2 separate regions of the Homo sapiens genome follow, and region 2 is linked to region 1. Evidence: read pairs that join two places in POLR2A ChIA-PET (ENCODE). Cell type or tissue: MCF 10A. All regions are shown on one strand. Each heading gives the region's core, and the rest is flanking DNA. Links, peaks and the distances in the headings are about the cores only. Region 1 holds the start of LMAN1L (lectin, mannose binding 1 like). Region 2 holds the start of FAM219B (family with sequence similarity 219 member B).

Region 1 (12,355 bases), core at 6,522-9,021:
GCCAGGGAAGCAGGAGTCAGAGCCCAGCACAGCTGGAGGGGCCTTTGCTGGGGAGGGCAATGAATGCCAGCACCATCCACGTCGTCAGTGAAGCCTCACCGCAGTGTGTGCTGTCTGTTTTTATAAGACCCCATCTAACAGATGAGGAAGGTGAGGCTCATAAAAGTTAAGGAACTAAGTGGATTGGATGGAATTCAGCTCCATATGACTCCAAAGCACAAGCTTTTTCCACCACGAGAGAGATTTGTGTCTAACCCTTCCCATTTCTCAGATGACGAAACTGAGGCCTTGTGACAAAAAAGGAAGTGCCTGAGACCACAGAACACAGGAGAGCACTTTAGGAGGGAGTAACTGCAAGAAGGCCCAAGACTCTAGGCTGTGGCCAAATGAGGCCAGAGCTTCCTGGTGGACAGGACCTAGGGGGCATTCCAAGGTGAGGAAAGCAGGAAAGCAAAGATGTGAAGGTGAGAACCGGCCCACAGGACTGCGATGAAAGAATGCAGGATGGAGTATGTGTGTGAGAATTGCCACTGGCGGTGGTGGGGCGGGGAGGAAGGAGCCCTGCATGGTAGGAAAAAGGAATGGGAGAGAAACTGAGGCAGTCTTGGCAGGAACTGGGGGCAGGGAACTCAGAGGCCCTACTCGAGCTCGCTCCCCACCCTCCAACCTGCCAGCCTGGAACCTGGCCCAGGGCCCAGACTCTGCCAGGACGTTCTGGAGGCAGCTAATCCAGCCTGTTTGCTCTATAAAGGCCAGGGATGGGGGTAGGGAGGCTCAGAGCTGCAAGGCCACAAGTCCCAGGGCCTCTGGAAGCTGTCACTGCCTCTGAAATCCTTGCAGAAGGCTTTCAGCCTTACAAGGCCTGTGGGTGAGACCTTGCCCCAGACCATGGGCTCCTTCAGCCTCACTCTGCCTGGTATCTCTGGGCTGGGCACAGAGGAACATCAGGGTGAACGAATGAATGAACAGACAATGCACACATCACTGGGTGATCTTGGAGAAGGTGCCTCTGCTCCCTCACATGATCTGTGACACCCAGATTTGGCAAGGCCCATAGCAGTGAGTGTTGTATAAGTTTTGCCATCCTGGTCCTGAAGCAGGGCCCAGCTTGGTGCTGTGAGAAACAGCCCACCTTTTTGTTACCTCCTGTGTCTCTATGAAGGAGGACTGGAAGAAACCCTACTGACAGGGCCTATCATCTTAAAGGAATATTTTGGGCTGGGCGCGGTGGCTCATGCCTATAATCCCAGCACTTTGGGAAGCCGAGGCAGGCGGATCATCTGAGGTCAGTAGTTCAAGACCAGCCTGGCCAACATGGTGACAACCCGTCTCTACTTAAAAAATACAAAAATTAGGCTGGGCGCGGTGGCTCGCCTGTAATCCCAGCACTTTGGGAGGCCAAGGCGGGCGGATCACGAGGTCAGGAGATCGAAACCATCCTGGCTAACAAGGTGAAACCCCATCTCTACTAAAAGTACAAAAAATTAGCTGGGGGTGGTGGCAGGCACCTGTAGTCCCAGCTACTCGGGAGACTGAGGCAGGAGAATGGCATGAACCCAGGAGGTGGAGCTTGCAGTGAGCCGAGATCACGCCACTGCACTCCAGCCTGGGCAACAGAACGAGACTCCGTCTCAAAAAAAAAAAAACAAAAACAAAAACAAAAATTAGCTGCGTGTGGTGGCACACACCTGTAATCCCAGCTACTCAGGAGGCTGAGGCAGGAGAATCACTTGAATCTGGGAGGTGAAGGTTGCAGTGAGCCAAGATCACACCACTGCACTCCAGCCTGGGCAACAAGAGTGAAACTCCATCTCACAAAAAAAAAAGGGATATTTTGTCCTGGCTTTAGTTAGGAATCGTGCCATTTCTCAGAACTCACATCTTTTTTTTTTTTTTTTTTGAGCCAGAGTCTGGCTCTGTGCCCAGGCTGAAGTGCAATGGCAGGATCTCAGCTCACTGCAACCTTGGCCTCCCAGGTTCAAGCAATTCTCCTGCCTCAGCCTCCTGAGGAGCTGGGACTACAGGCGCACGCCACCACACCCAGCTAATTTTTGTATTTTTAGTAGAGTCAGGGTTTCACCATTTTGGCCAGGATGGTTTTCAACCTCTTGACCTCGTGATTCATCCGCCTTGGCCTCCCAAAGTGCTGGGATTACAGGCGTGAGCCACTGCACCTGGCCAAGAACTCACATTTTATAGACAGAAATCCACAGCCGATCTGCTTTCTGTCTTTGCTTTGCCTGCTAAGAGGCTCAGAATTAAATCCATGGCCCAACTCTCAGGTGGACAGACCTCACAGCATATGTTTTGGAAGCCATGCTCCTAGACTATTTCACGCTCCACTCTAATCCTCATTGTTCTTGCTCACTCCCTCTATCGTGTAGTTCCATCATCACAAACCCTTTTTTGAACAAGATCTGGTAGAAGACACACTCTTTGTAGGTCTGGGTTTGGAAGTCCCTGAATACAAACCTATGGGCTAAGATGCTCTCATGCCTGCTTCCACCCACAACACACATACAGGGAAGGGCTGGTGCCCACTCACCTGGGATGAGGATGCTTCCCTCCAGGTAGCCCCCAGTTCTCATGGCCAGCCACAGGCCCGCTGGGATGGAGCCGGGAGAGTGGAGGTTTGTGCTGGTCCACATTGCCTTCTGTGTGCCTGGGACTTAGTGTGTGAGCATGTGTCTGTGTGTTCACAGGTCAGAGGTAGAGGAAGGGCAGGGGTCCAAGGAGAGGCAGAGGAGAAGAGAGAAGTCCTGGGGCAGGGAAGCAGAGAGGCAGAGGAGAAACAGCTTGGGCAGGGGTGGGGGGTGTTGAGGCGGTGGAGCAGGAGACAAGCCTGGAAGGGGTCCTGGGGTGCCTGGCACTGTCCCAGGCCTTGCCCCACCCTGGACAGAGGATGGCTGTGACAGACCCACTCCCCACCAAGTCACAGCCCCTCCAGCACTTTGAGGGACCCTGGGCATAGCTGGTCCCCACCCCTGCCCCTCACCTCCATGATGGCTCCAGAAGGGTATTCCAGCCCCAGGCAATGCCAGCCTTGGGCCTTTGAAGCTGAGCTTGTACTCAAACCTGCGTAGAGGAGGACACCCCGTCTCAGGGCTGTGGGGGTCCAGGAGCAGGAGGAGAAGGCAGAATAAGGGACCTGGACCACTGACCGCCGGCATCGTGAAGGCGCCTGAAGTCTGGGCCCCGGGGTAGATCATAGCTGGGAGGCCGGGGAGGGGATCCTGGGATAGGGCCAGGCAGGGAGGAGCTGGGGACTGGCCAGGAGCTGGGTTTTGGCACTGTCCTCTCCCTCTATCTCCAGCATAGACATCCTGTTCCTTCCAGGCCTGCTGTCAGGCCCCGCCCATCCCTCACCTCCAGTCTGACGTGGGCAGCGGGACCCCACGACAACCTGAGCTCTGCCCCTGCTCCTGACTCAGGCCATCTTTCTGTCTCCCATCACTTCCAGCAGTTGGATGCGGCAGAGGGGAAGGGGGGGTGCCCAGGGTTGGCCCCCACCCTTCAGCAGCCCTGGCCTCCCCTCCCAGTTAGGGAGACAGGCCTCCACATTCTGCCTGTGTCCCCCAGCATGGATGGCACATCTATCTGGACACCCATCCTTCTCTCCTCCCTGCCCCCTCTCTCCCTCTCCCGAATTCCCCCAGGCTCATCCTTCCAAGCAGCCTGGTTTCCTCAACAAAAGCATTACATGGAAAAAAGAAGGGAGTCTTTAGAGACAGCACAAAAACGCAACGTGCAGACCTTGTTTGGAGCCAAATTTTAACCCAACTGCAAAAAAAAAAAAAGATATTGGGGAAATTTGAACAATGGATATTTTTGAACAATGGATATTTGACTATATTGAGGAATTGTTAAAAATTTTAGGGCACTGTGGCTCATGTCTGTAATCTTAGCACTTTGGGAGCCCAAGGCAGGTGGATCACCTGAGGTCAGGAGTTCGAGACCAGCCTGGCCAACATTGTGAAACTCTGTCTCTACTAAAAAAAAATACAAAAAATTAGCCAGGCCTGGTGGTGCATGCCTGTAATCCCAGCTACTTGGGAGGCTGAGGCAGGAGAATCACTTGAACCTGGGAGGCAGAGATTGTAGTGAGCGGAGATTGCACCATTGCACTCCAGCCTGGGTGATAAGAGCAAAAATCCATTTCGAAAAAAAAAATTGAGAACTAATATGGTATTGTGGTTATGTTTTTTATTTTTTATTTTATTTTATTTATTTATTTTTTGAGACGGAGTCTCGCTCTATCGCCCGGGCTGGAGTGCAGTGGCGCGATCTTGGCTCACTGCAAGCTCTGCCTCCCGGGTTCACACCATTCTTCTGCCTCAGCCTCCCAAGTAGCTGGGACTACAGGTGCCCGCCACCATGCCTGGCTAATTTTTTGTATTTTTTAGTAGAGATGGGATTTCACCGTGTTAACCAGGGTGGTCTCGATCTTCTGACCTCGTGATCCGCCTGACTTGGCCTCCCAAAGTGTTGGGATTACAGGCGTGAGCCACTGCGCCTGGCCTTTTTTTTTTTTTTTGAGAGGTGGTGTCTTCCTATGTTACCAAGGATGGACTCAAACTTCTGGGCTCAAAGGATCCTCCTGCCTCCTGAATAGCTGGAAATAAAGGCATGAGCCACCACGCCTGGCTTGTGGTTATGTTTTTAAAGTGTCTTTTGGAGAAACATACAAAAGCTTTACAGATGAATTGCTGTAACATCGGGGATTTGCTTCAAAATATTCCAGGGCTTGTTGGTGAGCAGGTGGGGTAGAGATGAGACAGAATTGACCTTGAGTTGGTAAGTGCTGAAGCTGGATGGCGGGATGCAGGGGTTCCTTATATCTTCTACTTTTATTATTTTTTGAAACAGGGTCTCACTGTCACCCAGACTGAAGTGCAATGGCAGGATTGTAGAGGAGCTGGGACTACAGGCACACACTACCGTGCCTTGCTAGCTAATTTTTTTTTTTTTTTTTTTTTGAGACGAAGTCTCACTCTGTCACCCAGGCTGGAGTGCAGTGGCGGGATCTCGGTTGACTGCAACCTCCTCCTCTCAGGTTCAAGCGATTCTCCTGCCTCAGCCTCCTGAGTAGCTGGGATTACAGGCACCCACCAACCCACCACCATGCCCGGCTAATTTTTGTATTTTTTTTTTTTTTTTTTGAGATGGAGTCTCCCTCTGTTGCCCAGGCTGGAGTGCAGTGGCACAGTCTCCGCTCACTGCAAGCTCTGCCCCCACCGGGTTCATGCCATTCTCCTGCCTCAGCCTCCAGAGTAGCCGGGACTACTAGGCGCCTGCCACCACGCCCAGCTAATTTTTTTGTATTTTTAGTAGAGACAGCATTTCACAGTGTTTGCCAGGTTGGTCTTGATCTCCTGACCTCGTGATCCACCCGCCTCAGCCACCCAAAGTGCTGGGATTACAGGTGTGAGCCACCGCGCCTGGCCAATTTTTGTATTTTTAGTAGAGACAGGGTTTCACCATTTTGGATCAGGCTGGTCTCGAACTCCTCACCTCAGGTGATCCGTCCACCTCAGCCTCTCAAAGTGCTGGGATTACAGGCATGAGCCACAGCGCCCAGCCCCCAGCTAATTTTTTAATTTTTATTTTTGTAGAGATGGGGGTCTTGTTTTGTTGCCCAGGCTGGTCTTGAACCCCTGGCTTCAAGTGATCCTTCTGCCTTGGCTTCCCAAAGTGCTGGGATTACAGGTGTGAGCCACAACACTGGCCTATTTTTATATATTTGAAAATTTTCATTAAAAATTTTTTTTAGAAAGAAAGAAATCCTATATTTCAAATATTTTCATCCAAATAAAAGTTGGTTTTCCAGAATGACTCATTTGCCAAGAATCCTGGATAGCTGAAATTTTACTGTGCTTTGGAGGTTCCCAATAGGAGTCAGTGACTGAAGCTTTACAAATGGATTAAAATCAAAGTTGTACATGTGAAATGTTAGAACATGCTATGAGAAATCATTTCACAGGCCAGGTGCAGTGGCTTACACCTGTAATCCCAGCACTTCGGGAGGCCGAGGTAGGCGGATCACCTGAGGTTGGGAGTTCAAGACCAGCCTGACCAACATGGTGAAACCCCATCTCTACTAAAAATACAAAATTAGCCAGGCGTGTAATCTGAGCTACTCAAGAGGCTGAGGCAGGAGAATCGCTTGAACCCAGGAGGCAGAGGTTGCAGTGAGCCAAGATCGCGCCATTGCACTCCAGCCTGGGCGACAAGAGTGAATCTCTGTCTCAAAAAAAAAAAAAAAAAAGCATTTTGCAACACCAAGCCCTCACCTGCCTCCATCTGCTCCTCCTCCCTTCACAGCCACACTGGTGGACAGGTTGTCCATTCTGTCCCCGCCTCCTCACTGGATCCTCAAGCCCCTCAAGCCCACTGGATCCTCAAGCCCTTGGCTTCCCGATCCTGTCCCCACCACTCCATGGAAAACGCCCTCGCAAAGGCCTGAGCAGCTATGCCTGTTCTTTGGTCCTAGGAGACTCTTCTCAACCCAGTCTCTGCCGCTTGAAATGCTGCTGACATCCACCTGCTCTCCCCGACCCCTCCTGTACCCTGAGTCCCCCCAAGGCCCACCTGCTTCTCCCCCTGCCCCTGGCTGCTCCCTTCACTAATCCCTTGCCAGCTGCTCTCCCTCCCTACCCCCATAAGCCTCAGGGCTTGCTTCTCCTCAACCCCACACTCCCTGACCAAGCTCCTCCATGCCCATGACTTCAAGCACATCCCTGTGCACACTCTCAAATCTACTTCTAGCCAGCCTCTCCTGGAAGACTTGAATGAATGTGTCTCTCTGCAGCGGACATCTCTGCTTGGATGTCACTAAGGCCCCCAGGAATTCCAAACTGAATTCCTCTTCTCCAGCCCCTTCATCCTCCTCCAGGCCTCAGGTCTCCCAGGTGGCACCGCCCCCTTACACCAGAGAGTGGAACTGCTCCCATATCCTTCCCTCTGCCTCATCCCCACATCTAGCCATAGGCAGGTTCTTACATTTGTTCTTGCCATTCATACCGTGTTACCTGGTTCCTTAATCTTGCCAAGCCTTAGTTTTCTTATCTGTAAAATGGGAGCATTAATGGTATATGCCTCCAAGAGTTGTTTGAAAAGTTACATGGAACGTATTTAGAACAGGGCCTGGCAGACAGTGCTCAGCTCAATAGGACAGCAGCCCCTTTATCCTCCTCTTCCCCACTACCTGCTGACTGCAGCCTCCTCACCGTCTCCCAGACTGCAGTGAAAAAGGTCTTTCTAAAATGCAGATCTGGGCTGGGTGCGGTGTCTCACGTCTGTAATCCCAGCATTTAGGGAGGCCAAGGCCGGTGGATCACCTGAGGTCAGGAGTTCCAGACCAGTCTGACTAACATGATGAAACCCCGTCTCTACTAAAAATACCAAATATGCATGATGGTGCATGCCTGTAATTCTAGCTACTCGGGAGGCCGAGGTAGGAGAATCGCTTGAACCCGGGAGGCAGAGGTTGCAGTGACTCGAGATTGCATCATTGCACTCCAGCCTGGACAAGAGCGAAACTCTTTCTCAAAAAAAAAATAAATAAATACAATAAAATAAAATACAGATCTGGCCATGCCACACCTCTGTCCTAAGCCCTTCAATTGCTTCTGGCTATCTTCCCATAACATTGAGCTCCTCATTGGGCCTACAGAGGCAGGTGAGGTCCAGGCCCCTGCTTTCGCTTCAGCTTCACTGGCTTCCAAGCCACACCCCTTGGCGTCTGAGCCCCAGCAAGCTGGTCAGCTCGCTGTCGCACCTCACCACCTTTGGCTGGGCAGTGCCCTTCCTTTGCCAGGAATGCCCTTGCTGTCCCTGCCTGTTCTTTGAGTGTCTGAGGAGCCGCCCTGCACTTCCCACCGCCTCTGCCCCATTGGTGGGGTGCTGGTGGCAGGTATTCCCCCACTTTTCCGGACAGCAGACTGAGTCCTGAGAAGGTTCCCCATCAGTTCACAAGCTCCTTAAGGGCAGGATCTATGTCTTGCTCATCTGTGATGAGCCAGTTGCCAGGGCAGAGAAGGGAGAGATGAGAGAAAAGAAAGAGGAAAAAAACAAGCAGAAACAGAGAGGCTGGGTGCAGTGGCTCACACCTGTAATCCCAGTACTTTGGGAGGCTGAGGTGGGTGGATCACTTGAGGTCAGGAGTTCGAGACCAGCCTGGCCAATATGGCAAAACCCCCTCTCTACTAAAAATAAAAAAATTAGCCAGGTGTGGTGGCAGGCGCTTGTAATCCCAGCTACTGGGGAGGCTGAGACACGAGAATCGCTTGAACCCAGGAGGCAGAGGTTGTACTGAGCCAAGATCATGCCACTGCACTCCAGCCTAGGTGACAGAGCTAGACTCCCTCTCAAAAAAAAAGAAAAAGGAAAGATGAATGGGAACACCCAGCCATCTGAGCCTGCAACCCTCAGGGTCCCATTGGCTGAGCCCTGTCCCTTCTCTCCTGTTGTTTTATGCCTGGCCCATCTCTGTTGTGTTGCTTGGCTGGCCCCTGTTGTGACCCTATAGCCACGGGCTTCACTGTGGGTTTCTGAATCCTAGCTGGCTTGGACCAGCTGTGAGAGCTGATTGCTGGAATCCCCATCCAGCGCTGTATTCAGTGAAGTCAGATTGGTGCTTGAAATTGACCACAGTCAGAGTATTAACTCCGCGGATATCAGCAAATGCTATAAATCAGAGCTACCCCACCCAGCCCGTGTCCTAGATTTGGATATTAAACATTCATCAGTGCACCACTGCCTGAGTCTCCCTCCTTCTCTGCACTTGCGGAGGGACTATCCCTCTCCCATCTCAGGCCGGTTCCCCCATGTTCTGGGTTCCCACCACCCACCCCCTGCTCTAAGGAAGGCTCTACCATCTACATACCACCCCTCCTGTCTATATCTCTTGCCTCACTCTCAGTACTCAGTACAATTTAAAGGTCAATGTCCTTCCCTTTGGCAGCCAAATTTGCTCAAGACTCTGCTGTCTTAAATCTACCAGCCGGGTGCGGTGGCTCATGCCTGTAATCCCAGCACTTTGGGAGGTCAAGAGATCGAGACCAGCCTGGCCAACATGGTGAAACCCTGTCTGTACTAAAAATACAAAAATTAGCTGGGTGTGGTGGTGGGCACCTGTAGTCCCAGCTACTCAGGAGGCTGAGGCAGGAGAATCACTTGAACCCGGGAGGCTGAGGTTGCAGTGAGCTGAGATTGCGCCACTGCACTCCAGCCTAGGTGACAGATCGAGACTCCATCTCAAAAAAAAAAAAAAAAGAAAAAGAAAAAGAAAAAAACCCTAAATCCACCACATCCTCCTGTCACTCTTCCTCTCTCATCTCTCCATTACAACTTCATTTCTCAGACTGTCCACCTCTTGCGTTTCTCACACCCTTCTCTAGTCACTGTGATCTGGAATCAGCCCTTATCAACACAGACATTGTGGCTAAAACCAAGGGGCAGTTTGGCCAGGTGCAGTGGCTCATGCCTGTAATCCCAGCACTTTGGGAGGCCGAGATGGATGAATCACTGAGGTGAGGAGTTCAAGACCAGCATGGCCAACATGGCAAAACCCTGTCTCTACTAAAAATACAAAAATTAGCCAGGCGTGGTGGTGGGCACCTGTAATCCCAGCTACTTGGGAGGCTGAGGCAGGAGAATTGCTTGAATTTGGGAGGTGGAGGTTGCAGTGAGCTGAGATTGTGCCAGTGCTCTCTGGCTTTGGCGACAGAGCGAGACTCCATTTCAAAAAAAATAAATAGCCAGGCATGGTGGCTCACGCCCGTAATCCCAGCACTTTGGGAGGCCAAGGCGGGTGGATCACGAGGTCAGGAGATCAAGACCATCCTGGCTAACACAGTGAAACCCCGTCTCTACTAAAACTACAAAAAATTAGCCGAGAGTGGTGGCAGGCGCCTGTAGTCCCAGCTACTCGGGAGGCTGAGGCAGGAGAATGGTGTGAACCTGAGAGGTGGAGCTTGCAGTGAGCCGAGATCGTGCCATTGCACTCCAGCCTCGGTGACAGAGTGAGACTCTGTCTCAAAAAATAAATATAAATACATAAATAAAAACCAAGGGGCAGACTCAGCCTCCATCTCTGTGCCTTCTGGGAGGCGGGGACCCTGGTGGCTTCCTCCTCTTGAAGTTCTTTTTCCTTGGCTTTTACGACATGGCACTGGCATGGTCAACCTCCTCTTCTTGACCTTTTTTTTTTTTGAGAGATGCAGTTTTGGTCTTGTTGCCCAGGCTGGAGTGCAGTGGCATGATCCCGGCTCACTGCAACTTCTGCCTCCTGGGTTCAAGCAATTCTCCTGCCTCAGCCTCCAGAGTAGCTGGGATTACAGGTGTGCACCACTGCGCCCAGCTAATTTTATATTTTTAGTAGAGACGAGGTTTCACCATGTTGGTCAGGCTGGTCTCTAACTCCTGACCTCAAGTGATCCACTGGCCTTGGCCTCCTGAAGTGTTGGGATTACAGGCGTGAGCCGCCGCGCCCAGCTTCTTGGCAGTTTCAAAGCCTCACTTAAAACTCAATGTGTGGCTTGGTGTGGTGGCTCACGCCTGTAATCCCAACACTTTGGGAGGCCGAGGTGGGAGGACTGCTTGAGCCCAGGCGTTCAAGGCTAGCCTAGACAACATAGGGAGACCTCGTCTCTACAAAAAATTTAAAAATTAGCCAGTCATGGTGGCAGGCACTTGTAGTCCCAGCTACTTGAGAGGCTGAGGCAGGAGGACTGCTTCAGCCTGGGAGGTCAAGGCTGTAGTGAGCTGTGTTTGCACCACTGGACTCCAGCCTGGGTGTCAGAACGAGACCCTGTCTCAAAACAACAAAAACCTTAACATGTCCTTAACAGAGCTCATGATACTCCCTCCTAAGCATGAGTCTCCTGTCCTCGCTCAGCAGATGCCCCCTGCTGCCCTCCCTGCATCCGTTCTGCTCAATCAGGCCTTGCTACGGCCCTTCCCTCTCCTCCACTCTCACACTGAATCCATAGCCAAGTTCGGTCAATTTTAGCTCTGGAGCTAAATCTCTCTGGAGACCGTCTCTCATCTGGACCAGTCCTCACTGTACTCTCTGAAACTCCTCTACCAGTAGCTAGGGTGATTTCAAAAACACATATCTGGGCCGCGTGCAGTGGCTCACGCCTGTAATCCCAGCACTTTGGGAGGCCGAGGTGGTGGATCACCTGAGGTCAGGAGTTTGAGACCAGTCTGGGCAACACGGCGAAACCCCGTTTCCACTAAAAATACAAAAATTAGCCAGGCATGGTGGCGCATGCCTGTTGTAATCCCAGTTACTTGGGAGGCTGAGGCAAGACAATCGCTTGAACCCAGGAGCTGGAGGTTGCAGTGAGCTGAGATGGCACCACTGCACTCCAGCCTGGGTGACAGAGTAAGACTTCTTCTCAAAAACAAACAAACAAACAAAAATTATCTGACATCTCACCCTCCTGATCAAACTTGTCATTGGCTTCCCATTATTCTCTGTTTGATAAAAGCTAAGTCTTTGCCACAGCCACAGCCTCACCTCTCAGGCCTGGCTGTTCGTCCATCCTCACCCACTTTCTTGGAGATCTGAGACAAAGCTGCCCTCCCTCCAGTCTCAGCATCTCTTCCTGGAATGCTGCTAACTCCTGCCATACAACCTGTTCATTCTGCTTCTGATCTCAGCTTAAACGCTGCTTCTTTCCAGAAGCCCTCCCTGATCTACAAAGATTCCCATGTTTTGTGTTCCTCATGTAGCACTTAAGTTTGTCACTGTCTATATGTGACTATTTGATTGTCTTCCCAACTGTGGACTCCACAGGGTGTGTTTTGCTTATTGATGAACCTCAGTCCTAGCAAACAGCAGGTATTCAAATATTTGTTGTTGAATGAATGGTGTAGTTTTAGAAAAATTAAGTCTGGCAGTATGCAGAGAAGATGAAGTGGAGGCGGCGAGGAGGCTGTTGCACTGGTAGATGGAACTACAGTGGGGCTGAGGAACAGACACAAGGTAGACTTCGAAGTCAGATCTTCCTGGATTTCAGGTCCTGTTGGCTGGTAGAGGAAGGGTCGGGGCCACAACAGGACAGGGGAACACCCCACCTGCCTGCCTCAGGGAATACATGAAGCCTCCTCACACCTTCAGAGGTTCTGTACTGACCACTGCCCCTGGACAACCTGAGTGAGGGGAGAAAATCTCATGGCTGGTCCACATTCTCTATATGTTCCCCGACAAGGTGGGGTGGGGAGGGACTCCCCCTGACTGGAAGGTGCCAGGATCTCCCCTCTGCCCTGCATCCTCAACCCCTGCCAAGTCTGGTATGACCTAAGGCCTGGCACATGGCAGGGGTGGGGACAGGGCAAAGCTGTGACA
Region 2 (12,355 bases), core at 9,856-12,355, 91 kb before region 1:
TGAGACCACAGGCACACACCACCATGCCCAGCTACTTTTTCTATTTTTTTTGTGGAGACGGGGCTTTGCCATGTTGCCCAGGCTGCTCTTGAACTCCTGGCCTCAAGCGATCCACTTGTCTTGGCCTCTCAAAGTGCTGGGATGACAGGCGTGAGCCCTAGTGAACATAATTTCTTAAGTGGAAAAGGGAACTTCCCACATCCAGGCCAGGATCATTGAGTACAACTATCACAAGACCACAATTTCTTCATTAATAATGACTTTATATAATCTCTAAGAGCTCTTCCAGGCCGGGTGCGGTGGCTCACACCTGTAATCCCAGCACTTTGGGAGGCCGAGGAGGGCGGATCACGAGGTCAGGAGATTGAGACCATCCTGGCTAATATGGTGAGACCCCGTCTCTACTAAAAATACAAAAAAAAATTAGCCAGGTGTGGTGGCGGGCGCATGTAGTCCCAGCTACTCAGGAGGCTGAAGCAGGAGAACGGTGTGAACCTGGGAGGTAGGGCATGCAGTGAGCCAAGATCGCGCCACTGCACTCCAGCCTGGGCGACAGAGCAAGACTCTGTCTCAAAAAAAAAAAAAAAAAAAAAGATCTCTTCCAGCCCCAAAGTTCTATGATACTAGTTAACTAAAAGAGGGGAAATAGGATATTAATTCAACAAATACTTATTACTATAACCTTATGCTAAAAAGTGAATAAGGTCTGCCCTTGGGGAGTGTAAAGTCAAATGAGAGAATAAACACTAAATCCTTGTAATGCTGTATAAGGGTTGTGTAAATAATAGCATATATTTCTTGAACACTTACTATTTGCCAGGTGTCATTCTAAACACTTTACAACTGAACTTCACAATTCCACTTCCATTAGATGGGTTTTCTTATCTCCACTTAGCTAAAGAAACTGAGACATAAAGAGGTTTAATAATTTGCCAGTAGGTAACAGAGCAAATAATTTGGCTTCAGGGTCTATGTTCAATCAGTCAGCAGTTAACAGCATTATTGATGGAAGATTGGGAGGAGTGTGCATGAAGGCTGTCACACTTTTGCTACAAGTTCCTAGTGATCTTGTGACATTAAGTGGGTTTAGGTCGGGGTTCCCAAGCCCCAGGCCATGGATGGATACTGGTCCATGAGTGAGCAAAGCTTCATCTGTATTTACAGTGGCTCCCCATTGCTCACATTACCACCTGAGCTCCGTCCGCCTCCTGTCAGATAAGCCGTGGCATTAGAGTCATATAGCAGCATGAACCCTATTGTGAACCACACATGCAAGGGATCTAGGTTGTGGGCTCCTTATGAGAATCTAATGCCTGATGATCTGTCATTGTCTCCCATCACACCCAGATGGGACCGTCTAGTTGCAGGAAAACAAGCTTGGGGCTCCTACTGATTCTAAGTTGAGTTGTATAATTATTTCATTATATATTGTAATGTAATAATAAAGTGCACAATAAATGTGCTTGAATCATCCCAAAACCAGCCCCCGCATTTCCACCCCGTGGAAAAACTGTCTTCCACAAAACCAACCCCTAGTGCCAAAAAGGCTGGAGACTGCTGGTTTAAATCACATTTTCTTTGGCCCTTGGTGATGTCCACATCAGCATAACCAGGAGAAAACCACTTCGTTGTTTTTTTGTTGGTTTTTTTTTTTTTTTTTTTTGGCTGGGGGGTGGTTGGTTGGTTGTTTTTGAGACAGCGTCTTGCTCTGTTGCCTAGGCTGGAGTGCAGTGGCCTGATCTCGGCTCACTGCAACCTCCGCCTCCTGGGTTCAAGCGATTCTCCTGCCTCAGCCCCTGAATAGCTAGGATTATAGGCACCCGCCACCACGCCCGGCTAATTTTGTATTTTCAGTAGAGATGGGGTTTCACCATGTTGGCCAAGCTGGTCTTGAACTCCCTACCTCGGGTGATCCGCCTGCCTCAGCCTCCCAAAGTGCTGGGATTACAGATGTGAGCCACTGTGCCCGGCCAGAAAACTACTTCTTTGGAGTCCACAGGCAACTGGGTACAAATTCCAGGTTTATCACTTAACTGGTAAACTTGACCAAGTCTAAGCTTCATTTGTTTAACAAGAATAACTATTGGCTTCATTGGGAGGTTATAACCATTAAATACTAAGTTGAGCTATATGAACCTGCTGTTTCTGGAGGCAAAAACAGTCTAACATCATGGGGAGTGGGGGGAATCTACCAAAATGGTAAGGATTCCTTTGTGCTTTTGATTTTTGAAAACTTCAGCCCTAAATTCTTCCTTTTCACCTCTCTTGCCCAAGGCATAGTGCCACCCAACGGTCTGCGTGGCCCTGGGAGCTCGGAGGTTGCACACTGTTGACCTACCCTATTGAAGCCAGTAAGTTAGTCAAGGGACAGCCTCATGAGATTTGGGAGTTCTACAAGGATCTGGAGTTTCTTTCCAGCCAGTCACAAGCACATCCCTTGGGGGCTAGAGAAGTCAAGAGCCCTGACACATAGCCTACCACACACAGACTCAGAGTGCACTTTCACCCTCCTTTTCAACGCCTATTTGCCTCACTGTACAATGAGTAGTGACATTGGCTCTATTTTTAAATGTGGAAACTGAGGCCTAGAGAGGGTCAGGTCCTGTCCAATGTCACAGGCACCAATTGGTGTTGGAAAGAAGGTGGGGTTTGGCGTCAGATGGATCAGCGCAAGCACTGCCTCTAGATGTGTCACCTTCACAAGGTTCTTTAACTTCTGGGGCCTGTTTCTTTTGCTAGAAAAGGTCGCTGATAACGCTTGTCCTCATATGACTCTTCAACCCAAGTCTGCTCTCTGGCAGCCCCACATGTGGGGAGACCCCCAAGGAGACACTGCGAGAAGCACAGAGTGCGGCGCGCCAGGACTCAAACCGTGGGCACCCGACCGACGCACACGCGCAGCCCCACGACAGTATCAGTATTTAATTTCCACTAGAGACAGAACTAAGCCTAACCATCACCAGGCTCAAGCCGCCTACCCCAAAACCGAGAACGGAACTGCCCGGTCCCCCCGAAAAGAAGGGCGGAACATTTCGGCCAAGTCCTCAGACTACCGAACCGGAGAGCTCCGAAAGGGGACTACCTGCGCCTGCGCACCGCCATCTTGTTAAAAGAGCCCGCCTCTCCCTCGGCCGGTCACTCTTTCGCCACGGGCGGGGTTGCACCATCCGGCAGGGCGGGGCCCGGCCATGGCGACCGCGGAGCCCAGCGGGCGCGCGTTGCGGTTGTCTACCCCGGGACCCCGGCCCAGCGGGGCTCGGGACCGCGCGCCGGGAGCTGCGGGGCCACCCTCCGGGCAGATCGGTAATAGAGCCCTCCGTCTGGGGGAGCGCACCCCCGCGGCCGTGGAAAAGCGGGGGCCATACATGGTGACGCGCGCACCCTCCATTCAAGCCAAGCTGCGTGAGTGTGGCCCGATGGTCGGGGGAGGTTTCTCCCTGGGCGGGCGGCCGCGTCCCCAGGGCGGGTTCCGGAGCTCCGCTGGGCCTCGGCCCCGGAGGGAAGGGGTTAGCTGCAGCCTGCTCTCGCCCCTCAAAATCCGTTCGGAAAGAGCGGCCTCCCAGCCTTCGGGAGACGCGGCGGAGTGGGGAAGACCCGGCTGACCCGGGTCCTTTAACTTCCAGAGAAGCACCGGGACCTGGCCAAGGCCGTTCTGCGGAGAAAAGGCATGCTGGGGGCCTCGCCGAACCGCCCAGACTCTTCAGGGAAAAGGTCTCAGCAGGCGCCACCTCCTCTGTGCCAGCAGCTTTAGAGAAGGCTTTAATCCCCAGGACGGAGGCAGGGTGCTCTGGTTTAAGGCCGAGCTAGCGATTCCCCTGATGCAACCTGTCAGGTTCACTATCTTTAAAATGGGAAGAGGAACAATCTCTCTTTTCCTTTAAGGATGTGATAGGATCAGATAAAGGGCTTCGGAATAAGGGAGTTCTGTGAGTGCACAGGCTCATTCACTATCATTCTCCTCCTCTGTTAGGGAGGAGAATGGTGGCTGGAGTCCCCAGCAATGAGGACGAAGAGCAGTGTGGGAATGGCTAGACCTGTTTTTGTTTGTTTGTTTTTAACAGAATAGTAAACTCGGAGCTGCATAGAACCTTATTCAGTGCCTCCTTTTACAGATGAGGGTTGAAACTCGGAGAAGTGAAGGTTAACCCTAACCTTTTACCCAAAGACTTGCAGTTTTTGTGTCCTCTGATTAAATAAGTGGGGAGAGGGTGCTTTTCCTAGATCAGGCAAGGGGAGGTGTGCTTTTTTCCAAGACCTATGGGAGGAGTAGAATACAGGCCGGGCGTGGTGGCTCACGACTGTAATTCCAGCACTTTGGGAAGCCGAGGCGGGTGGATCACTTGAAGTCAGGAGTTCGAGACCAGCCTGGCCAACATGGTGAAAGCCCGTCTCTATTAAAAATACAAAATTAGCTGGGCACGCCTGTAGTCCCAGCTACTCAAGAGGCTGAGGCAGGAAAATCACTTGAGCATGGTAGGCGGAGATTGCAGTGAGCCGAGATCGCGCCACTGCACTGCAGCCTGGGTGACAGGGCCAGACTCTGTCTCCAAAAAAAGAAAAAAAGAATGAGAACATACACATTCTGAGGCACTGTAGCCAGGTACATGGAGCTGCAGGCAGTGGTGGCTGTGACCAGGGAGAAGGCAAGTCAGTAGTGCAGTCAATTCTTTCTCCTTCAGGGCGAGGACTCTGCCTATCCCTGTGAAATGCCTATGCTTTCATCTATGTTTGGTCTCTTCTCCCCCGTCTCCCCTCAGGTCAGTGAAGTTTAACAAGGGCTATACTGCTCTTAGCCAGAGTCCAGATGAAAACCTGGTGTCCCTCGACTCTGACAGGTGAGTGCTCCCCTTGGAAATACCCCCTTGGGAAGCAACTTGGCTGGGACTGAAGATCGCCTGATGCCTTTGCTTGTTCCCTGTCTCCTCCAAGGCCCTTCATGTACATTCCAGGGCCGTTCTCTTCTGAACAATATCCCTTCCCAGGATGGCTTGGTTAGAAGACTCATAGGTAATCGTGCTGCTCTAGAATTCGGAGCACCAATGTCCGGGGGATCATCCTGCCCTGTTATGTTTGCATTGTTAGTGAGAGTGACCCTGTCCCTGCCAGAACCAATTGAGGGAACCAGTATTATTCAAGGCCTGTTCGGACTTGAGTTCTGTTGTGTGTGGCCTTTGCTTCAAAAGTCTTCCAGATGCCCTTGCATGCTCTCCGCCTGATGATTTACAGCTGTGCACCACAGGTACCTCCCGGAACTGACTGTTTTCCTCTTCTCCTAGTGATGGGGAGCTGGGATCCAGATACTCCTCCGGGTATTCATCTGCAGAGGCAAGTCCAGAACACCTTTCTGTGCAGGGCCAGGCTGCAGGCAGCATTACCACCACTGCCAAATGCTTGTTTGGTGCCCGCTGTGAGCACAGCACTGTGCCAGACTTCTGGTCTGTTCTACGATCTTCCACTCTGCCCTCTTCCCCCGGTGGAGGTATAGGTGACCAAGGAGGGCTGTTGAGAATCGAGGAGACCATTTAGACTCAGGGCTAGAAATGATCTCAGAAGTCATGTAAGCTGGGCATGGTGGTACATGCCTGTAGTCCCAGCTACTAGGGAGGCTGAGGCAGGAGGATTGCTTGAGCCCAGGAGTTCCAAGACCAGCCTGGACAATATAGCAAGACCCTGTCTCTAAAATAAGACTCTAAAATAAAAGTCTTCTAGGCCACAGCTTACAAAAGGAACCCTTTTGATAGATCCCAGCTAAGTGTTTGCTAGTCTGTGCTTACTTGAATGCTTTTTGTAATTGGGTACTGACCACCTCCAAGGAGCCTTGCTACCCACCCTTCCCTCAACACACACAGAATTTTTTCTTTGAGTAGCTGTTAGAGAAATCTTCCTTATTAATCTGAATGGGTCCATTGGTCCTTGACCTGCTTTCCAGTGTCACACAGCAACTCTAGTTTCTCTGAGATCAGCATTTCCGTCTCTCCCCTGCCCATCTTTCACCAAGCTTGCTTTCTTCCAGACCAAACAACTTCTGTTTCTTCAGTTGTTCCATCTATGAAAACTCAGGCTAAAACACTCCTGGGATAGCCATGTAGACATTTTTCTAGAGTGACTGTCCCAGATAGAAAAACAGGGATGTAAAATCCTGGCAAGTGAAGCCCATTCCCTTTGACAGAGGTGAAGTGCTGGGGACCTGACTCTACACCACTTGCTTTTCTTACTCTCCTGGAAATCTTGGCTAATCTCTGAGTTTCTGTCACAGAGAATAGAGCAGTTTGCAAATTTTGTCCTCCTTAAATGTCTGAGTGTCAAAGATTGTGTGTAAGAGGAAGTCTTACACTTTCCCCAGCCTCATTTATTTTTCTTTTTCTTTTTTTTTTTTTTTTTTTTTTTTGAGACAGAGTCTCACTCTGTGGCCCAGGCTGGAGTGCAGTGGCATGATCTCAGCTCACTGGAAGCTCCGCCTCCCAGGTTCACGCCATTCTCCTGCCTCAGCCTCCCGAGTAGCTGGGACTACAGGCGCCCGCCGTCACGCCTGGCTAATTTTTTCTATTTTTTAGTAGAGATGGGGTTTCACCATGTTAGCCAGGATGGTCTCGATCTCCTGACCTCGTGATCCACCTGCCTCGGCCTCCCAAAATGCTGAGATTACAGGCGTGAGCCACCACGCCCAGCCTTATTTTTCTTATGTTCAGTGAACTGATGAAACCAACCAACAAATTCCACTTTGCAGGAACCCACCTCTGTTGGCATCAAAGGATAAGTCTAACCAGCAGTGTGTAGACAAAGCTGCTCACCACCCCCTTCCACTGTAACCCATGCTCTACTACGCTAGCCCATTGTTCTGTTATTATCCCATATTCTTCAGCTTTGATAGGGACTAGTCTGGGCTCCCAGTGGGAACTGTCAGAGCACTGATTTTCAAACATATTGGGAACTCGATATTTACATGAATGCCTCAGGATTTAGTGAGAACAGATCCCTGGGGGTCAGTGACAGTGAAGTCTGGACAGTACTAAGGCTTACTGCTGGCTGAGGCACAAGTAGGAGAAGGTGGTACTTCCTCCTGTAGTCCAGGGATGTGTGGGGTTGGCCTGGGGTGGGACATGGACAGGAAGCCCTGGTAACGGAATGTGGTTCTGTCTTTTGGGTAGCAGTTACTTCTGCTTTGCATCTTGGCCTATAGTTCCCTCCTCTCCTTCTCTTAGCAGGTGAACCAGGATGTGAGCCGGCAGCTGCTTCAGGATGGGTATCACCTGGATGAGATTCCAGATGACGAGGACTTGGACCTCATCCCCCCTAAGCCCATGGCCTCTTCAACATGCTCCTGCTGCTGGTGCTGTCTTGGGGACTCTTCTTCCTGTACCCTCCAGTAGACATTACCCTCCAAGGTGGGCCCTGCTCACCATGAGGCCTACAGAGCCCTGTTGGCCACTCATAGCTCACACAGTGCAGTGAGCACTGAAGTCACTGACCCCTAGAAAGTGACCTGCAGGTAGCCCTTACCTGTTGCTTCTCAGGCCAGAGGCCCCCATCTGGGCTGTGGGCTGATAGGTAGAATTCTGTAGTTTTCCTCTGCTGTTGGAGCAGAGTTTGGAGAAGTCACTTTAATAAGGGCAAGACAGAAAATTCTGGTTCTTATGGTGGGTGACAAAGGTGGCTAAGGAAAACACTTGCAGACAGCTTGATTGGTATTTGTCATAGTGCTTCAGGGAGGCAAAAAGGGAGCTCTTGTGCCCAGGCTGTGCTAGATAGTGTTGAATGGAGGCAGAAAATAGCACTTTATGGTTTATTATAGCTGGCAATCCAAAAAAGAAACTGTTTGAGACCAGTTCGAGAAATTCCGTTTGCTCTATTCTTCCTAGCTCTAAGATGGTTTGCAGGCTTGACCTTCAAGACAGCATAAAGTGAGTCCTTTTGTCCCTCTTCAGGTTGCACCTGTCTAACTATGACAGGGATCATAGCAGGTTGCTTAATGATACAGCAGGATCCTGGCTTCCAGAATCCCTGGACCTGGGGCATCCCCAACTGGTCCAACCGTCCGGGTGAGTTTAGTGATTCTGGTTTGCCCTTCCCTAGTTAGAGAAAAACTGCTCTGACATGTTCATATTTATTTATTTGTATTTCCTTGGTCTGGGTGAGTTTCTTCACCCAGTCTTTGAGCTAAAGATTAGGTCGAAGGTACTGGGGCTGGCCCCAGAAGCCTGCAGTTTTTATTATTACCAGCAGAGGGAGCTACAGGGAGCAGTCCGGTGCCTTCCTATTGTTTACTTTTTAAACTTTTGAGAAGTAGCAATGGACTCGTGAGAGTGGGTATACAGCTGTGTGGGCTTTGTCCTAGACTGAGGCTTACAGACAGGAAGGGTAAGAGAGACCTAAGCCAGCTCCTAGACCCTTGCCTGAGGAAATCAGTCCACCAGTGTAGAGGGCCTCCCTTCACTCCAGCATGGACCATTCTATTGCCAGATTCTTCTGGTCACAGCATGGGCCTTACTGGATACTCAGGATTGGGCTTTAAGCAGACCTCTGGGTGTGACACAGCCTCTTTCAGCCCCCAGCCCAAACAGCAGAAATAGGCATAATTTCTGCTGTGACACCCCCTACCCACAAATTGGAGAGTATATCTTGCTATACTCTATACCAAGCCTCTTTCTAGAATTTTTCCAACAGGTTTTGTTTTGTTTTTTGGCTTAACTCAGAACCATGGTGAGCGTTCTGCTTTGTTTTGTTGGAGACAGGGTCTCTGTCACCCAGGCTGGAGTGCAGTGGTGTAATCACAGCTCACTGCAGCCTCAACCTCCCAGGCCCAAGCAGTCCTCCCACATGGTGAGCTTTGAATGGGCATAGACAGGGTTCCCAGCCCAATAGTCGGGATTGGGGTATAGGTTCTACATGGGAAAGTATCCAGTCTCTTGCTTTACTCAGTGTCCTGTGACCACCAGAGGCATGAGAGGGACAACACACTCTTTTCGCTCTACCACAAGGGGTGACTAGAAGATGAGCAAGTCTAATAAAAAGATACGGCCTTATTTGTTATTTGTCTGACAACCATCCTTACGATGGTAATCCTGTGAGTGCCTGATGGACATCTATCTTTGTGTTTTTCTCAAACCATGGAAGGTTGAGAGGAATATACAGTATCTGGGGGCTGACTTACTCTACTAGCTAGGAGCATCACAGCAGAGAGATAGGACAGAGACCAGAGTCATGCCAGCTTGGGGTCTTGGGAAGAGAGGCAGATGGTTACTCTGTTCTGGAATGGGACTCTGCAGCTCTATGCAGTGGCCAACATTCTGAGCACTTTGTGCAAATGCTTGTAGAGCTCAAGAACATCTCCATCCAGAACCCCTTCCCCATCTGCAGAGACCATGTCCAGGCCTTTCTTGTGTCTGCAGAGGTGAAGTGCACATGTGGAAAGGGATCAAATGTAGCACAGTGTAAAGAAAGACAGCAACACAGGTAGAGGGACCCAGTGTGTGCTGGGAGGTGGCTGTGGAAGGTAAGTATAGACCTACATCTCTGTTGGGGAGGTGGTCAGGGCAGAATGGCCTGGGTGTTTAGCAGCTTCTAGGGGTGAGGGTGGCAGGACCCCAAAACCAAGGCCCTCTGCATCGTTGTTGTAATAATCAGCTCTGGCATATTCAGCTGCAACTGTCCCTGAAGAAGAGGTTTCTGAGCTGGCTGACCCCATGTAGGAGGGTGTTACCTTGTAGAAAAAGCTGGAGGGACCTGGTGGGACAGTGCAGTGAGGCAGGGTAGAAATGGTCAGTTGTTTAGGGCCAGTGGCCACATACCAAAATACCACCAATGTGCCCAGGGCCAAACTGCCTTAATTCTGAGTGCTGTGTGTTCTGCAGGTGACAGTTTCCTGAGGAGAGGGGTGTATCCAGGCTTACCTCCCAGCAGGAGTGGTACCATATGGTGTTTATGTACTACTCTATAGAACTCTTGGCTTGCACTTCTACAGCTCTGTACATTTATAAGAATAAATGCAATCACACTAGTTGAGCTGTGTCTGTGTTGCAGTGGATTTTAAAGGCCTTGGCCAGGCACAATGGCTCATGCTTGTAATCCCAGCACTTTCAGAGGCTGAGGCAAGCAAATCACAAGGTCAGGAGTTTGAGACCAACCTGACCTTACCTGGAATTGTAGATCCTGTCACCCCGTCTCTACTGAAACCCCGTCTCTACTAAAAATACAAAAACTTAGCTGGGTGTGGTGGCAGGCGCCTGTAGTCCCAGCTACTCAGGAGCTGAGGCAGAAGAATCGCTTGAACCCAGTGGGCGGAGGTTGCAGTGAGCTATCGCGCCACTGCACTCCAGCCCGGGAGACAGTGCGAGACTCCGTCTCAAAAAAATAAAAGTTAAGAATATCCTGGATATCCTGAAATGAAGAAATAGCTTAACAGCTGACTACAGCAATTCCTTCTGGAAACTCCCTCCCCTTTCTGCTGTTCCCACTGGGCATCACTTTCGGGCCTGTTTCACTGGACGGCATGAGTGAAATAGGCTCTTGCAAGTCACTTCTGTAGAATGGGTTCCCTTTAGCAGACCTTTTCTTTCCAGCTCATCTTTATTGTTTTTTAGCTGAAGAAAATTTGGAGGCAAGAAAACCCAGGAGATTTTTGAAGGTGGTTTCCTGGAACTCCATTGTATAGGGACTCTAGTGTGGGCAGAAGCCCAGAAAGATTCTTTTGCATGAATTTAAACCTTTATCCCACAGGAAGGAGCCAGTGGACTAAGTGATTAGTCTGTGGTGACAGGATCTACGATTGCAGGTCAGAAACCTCAGCAGCAGCAGACAGCCGACAGCCTCTTGCAGGTGTGTGCCACCCCTGGAGCAGGGCATCAGGAGATTCCCTCCTTCACACTTCCTGCCCGTTTAGGAAAGCTAACTGGGCTTCTCCTCGCCATGAAAATTGTCTAATTCGGTTCCTGAGTCCCTGTAATCTGCAACAGTTGAGTATGTTGTAGAGAAGTGGTTGACAGTCAATGGTTTCAGTTTTGCAGGCCGTACAGTCTAGTGCAACTCTTCAACTTTGCCACTGTGGCTTGAAAGCAGCCAGACAGTATGGAAATGAACAGGTATGGCCAGAACTGGCCTGCCAGCCTGGTTTGCGGACCCCTCCTCTAGGGCCAGTTGAAAAACAGGAGCCGGGCCAGGCGTGGTGGCTCACGCCTGTAATCCCAGCACTTTGGGAGGCTGAGGTGGGCGGATCACGAGGTCAGAAGATCGAGACCATCCTGGCTAACACAGTGAAACCCCATCTCTACTAAAAATACCAAAAAAATTGGCTGGGCGTGGTGGTGGGCGCCTGTGGTCCCAGCTACTTGGGAGGCTGAGGCAGAAGAGTGGCGTGAACCCGGGAGGCGGAGCTTGCAATGAGCCGAGATCGTGCCACTGCACTCCAGCCTGGGCTACAGACCGAGACTCCGTCTCAAAAAAAAAAAAAAGAGAAAAACAGGAGCGAAGAGTCTTGCACTGGTGACTGGTGTATCCTTTGAGTCACCTTCTCTGTAGGGCTGCTTGCAAGCTGTGCCTCTGGGCAGACCCAAGGCCTGCTTGCAAGCTGTGCCTGTGAGGCCAAAGCTGGCTTCCTCTCCCACTCCTTCCCATACCGGTGTTCTGGAGTGTAGCCTGCTCACTCCCCCGAGAAGCTGTATGAAATAGGAATAAAGCAAAAACTGGGGCATCATGTAGGGAGGGCTCTTTTGGCCCACTTTAGGAACAGGTACCCCAAAGGCTGAGTGCTCATTACCCCACAGCCTCAACACAAGTGATCTTTAATTGCTTTGACAGAACAAGGGTGTAAACAGCGTTAGTCTACAGGCCTACCCTTTCCCTTTCCTCCTCTGCAGCTGAGGAAATGGGCAGTCCCATCGCTAGAACCCTGTTCTTAGAAATTACCTGGTCTCTTGCTCTGACAGATGCTGAGCTAATGCTGGGTCACATATTTAACAGCTAGCCTAAAGCCATAGGCTGGAACAGAGTTGGCAAGAGCCTGGCTCAGGTGTAGCGAGGAGTAGAGAGGGAAGACAAAGGGAGTATCAGACCCCTCACACGGGCCTCTCCTCCCCAAAGATGGTTCCACCTGGGTGTGTTCAGGAGTCACTACCTTCACGCTCCCTCCTCCCCCACCCCAGCTCTTCCAGGGTATACCTAAGGGGTCCAGAGCAAGGAAGGGGGCTTGAGCTGGGCCCGAGGAGGTGAGGTTGGCTGGAATTTAGGGTGGCTGGCAGAGGAGAGCTGGGGAGGCTGCAGCCTTTACAGCAGACAGCAGGCACGGAATATCAGCAGGTCCTTCGGCTCAGTAAGCTTCAGTGAGACACTCTCATTGGCCCCAATGAAGAGCACGCCACCA

The links. Peaks named below come from ENCODE experiments on the same cell type or tissue, not always from the same donor. Only the 100,000 strongest peaks of a DNase experiment are listed, where the experiment ranks them.
Region 2: POLR2A ChIA-PET joins it to region 1 with 5 read pairs; 16 of 35 experiments call an interaction of 5 or more read pairs at or near these places.

The regions. Positions count from the first base shown.
Region 1 is chr15:74,803,670-74,816,024 of GRCh38, reverse strand. It overlaps LMAN1L (lectin, mannose binding 1 like), which reads right to left and starts at 3,190. Exons shown (of 14, transcript NM_021819.3): 1 at 2,996-3,190. The coding sequence starts at 3,170. In MCF 10A, for the core only: no CTCF peak of the experiment used is centred there; a DNase peak (open chromatin) is centred at 7,564.
Region 2 is chr15:74,897,634-74,909,988 of GRCh38, reverse strand. MPI (mannose phosphate isomerase) reads right to left here. Exons shown (of 8, transcript NM_002435.3): 8 at 7,770-12,355. The coding sequence ends at 12,259. FAM219B (family with sequence similarity 219 member B) reads left to right here and starts at 3,138. Exons shown (of 5, transcript NM_020447.5): 1 at 3,138-3,402; 2 at 3,624-3,711; 3 at 4,758-4,835; 4 at 5,277-5,325; 5 at 7,203-9,997. The coding sequence starts at 3,189. The coding sequence ends at 7,370. RefSeq lists enhancers at 2,796-3,075, 2,917-3,721, 3,722-4,528, 10,778-11,277 and a silencer at 3,136-3,435. In MCF 10A, for the core only: no CTCF peak of the experiment used is centred there; no DNase peak of the experiment used is centred there.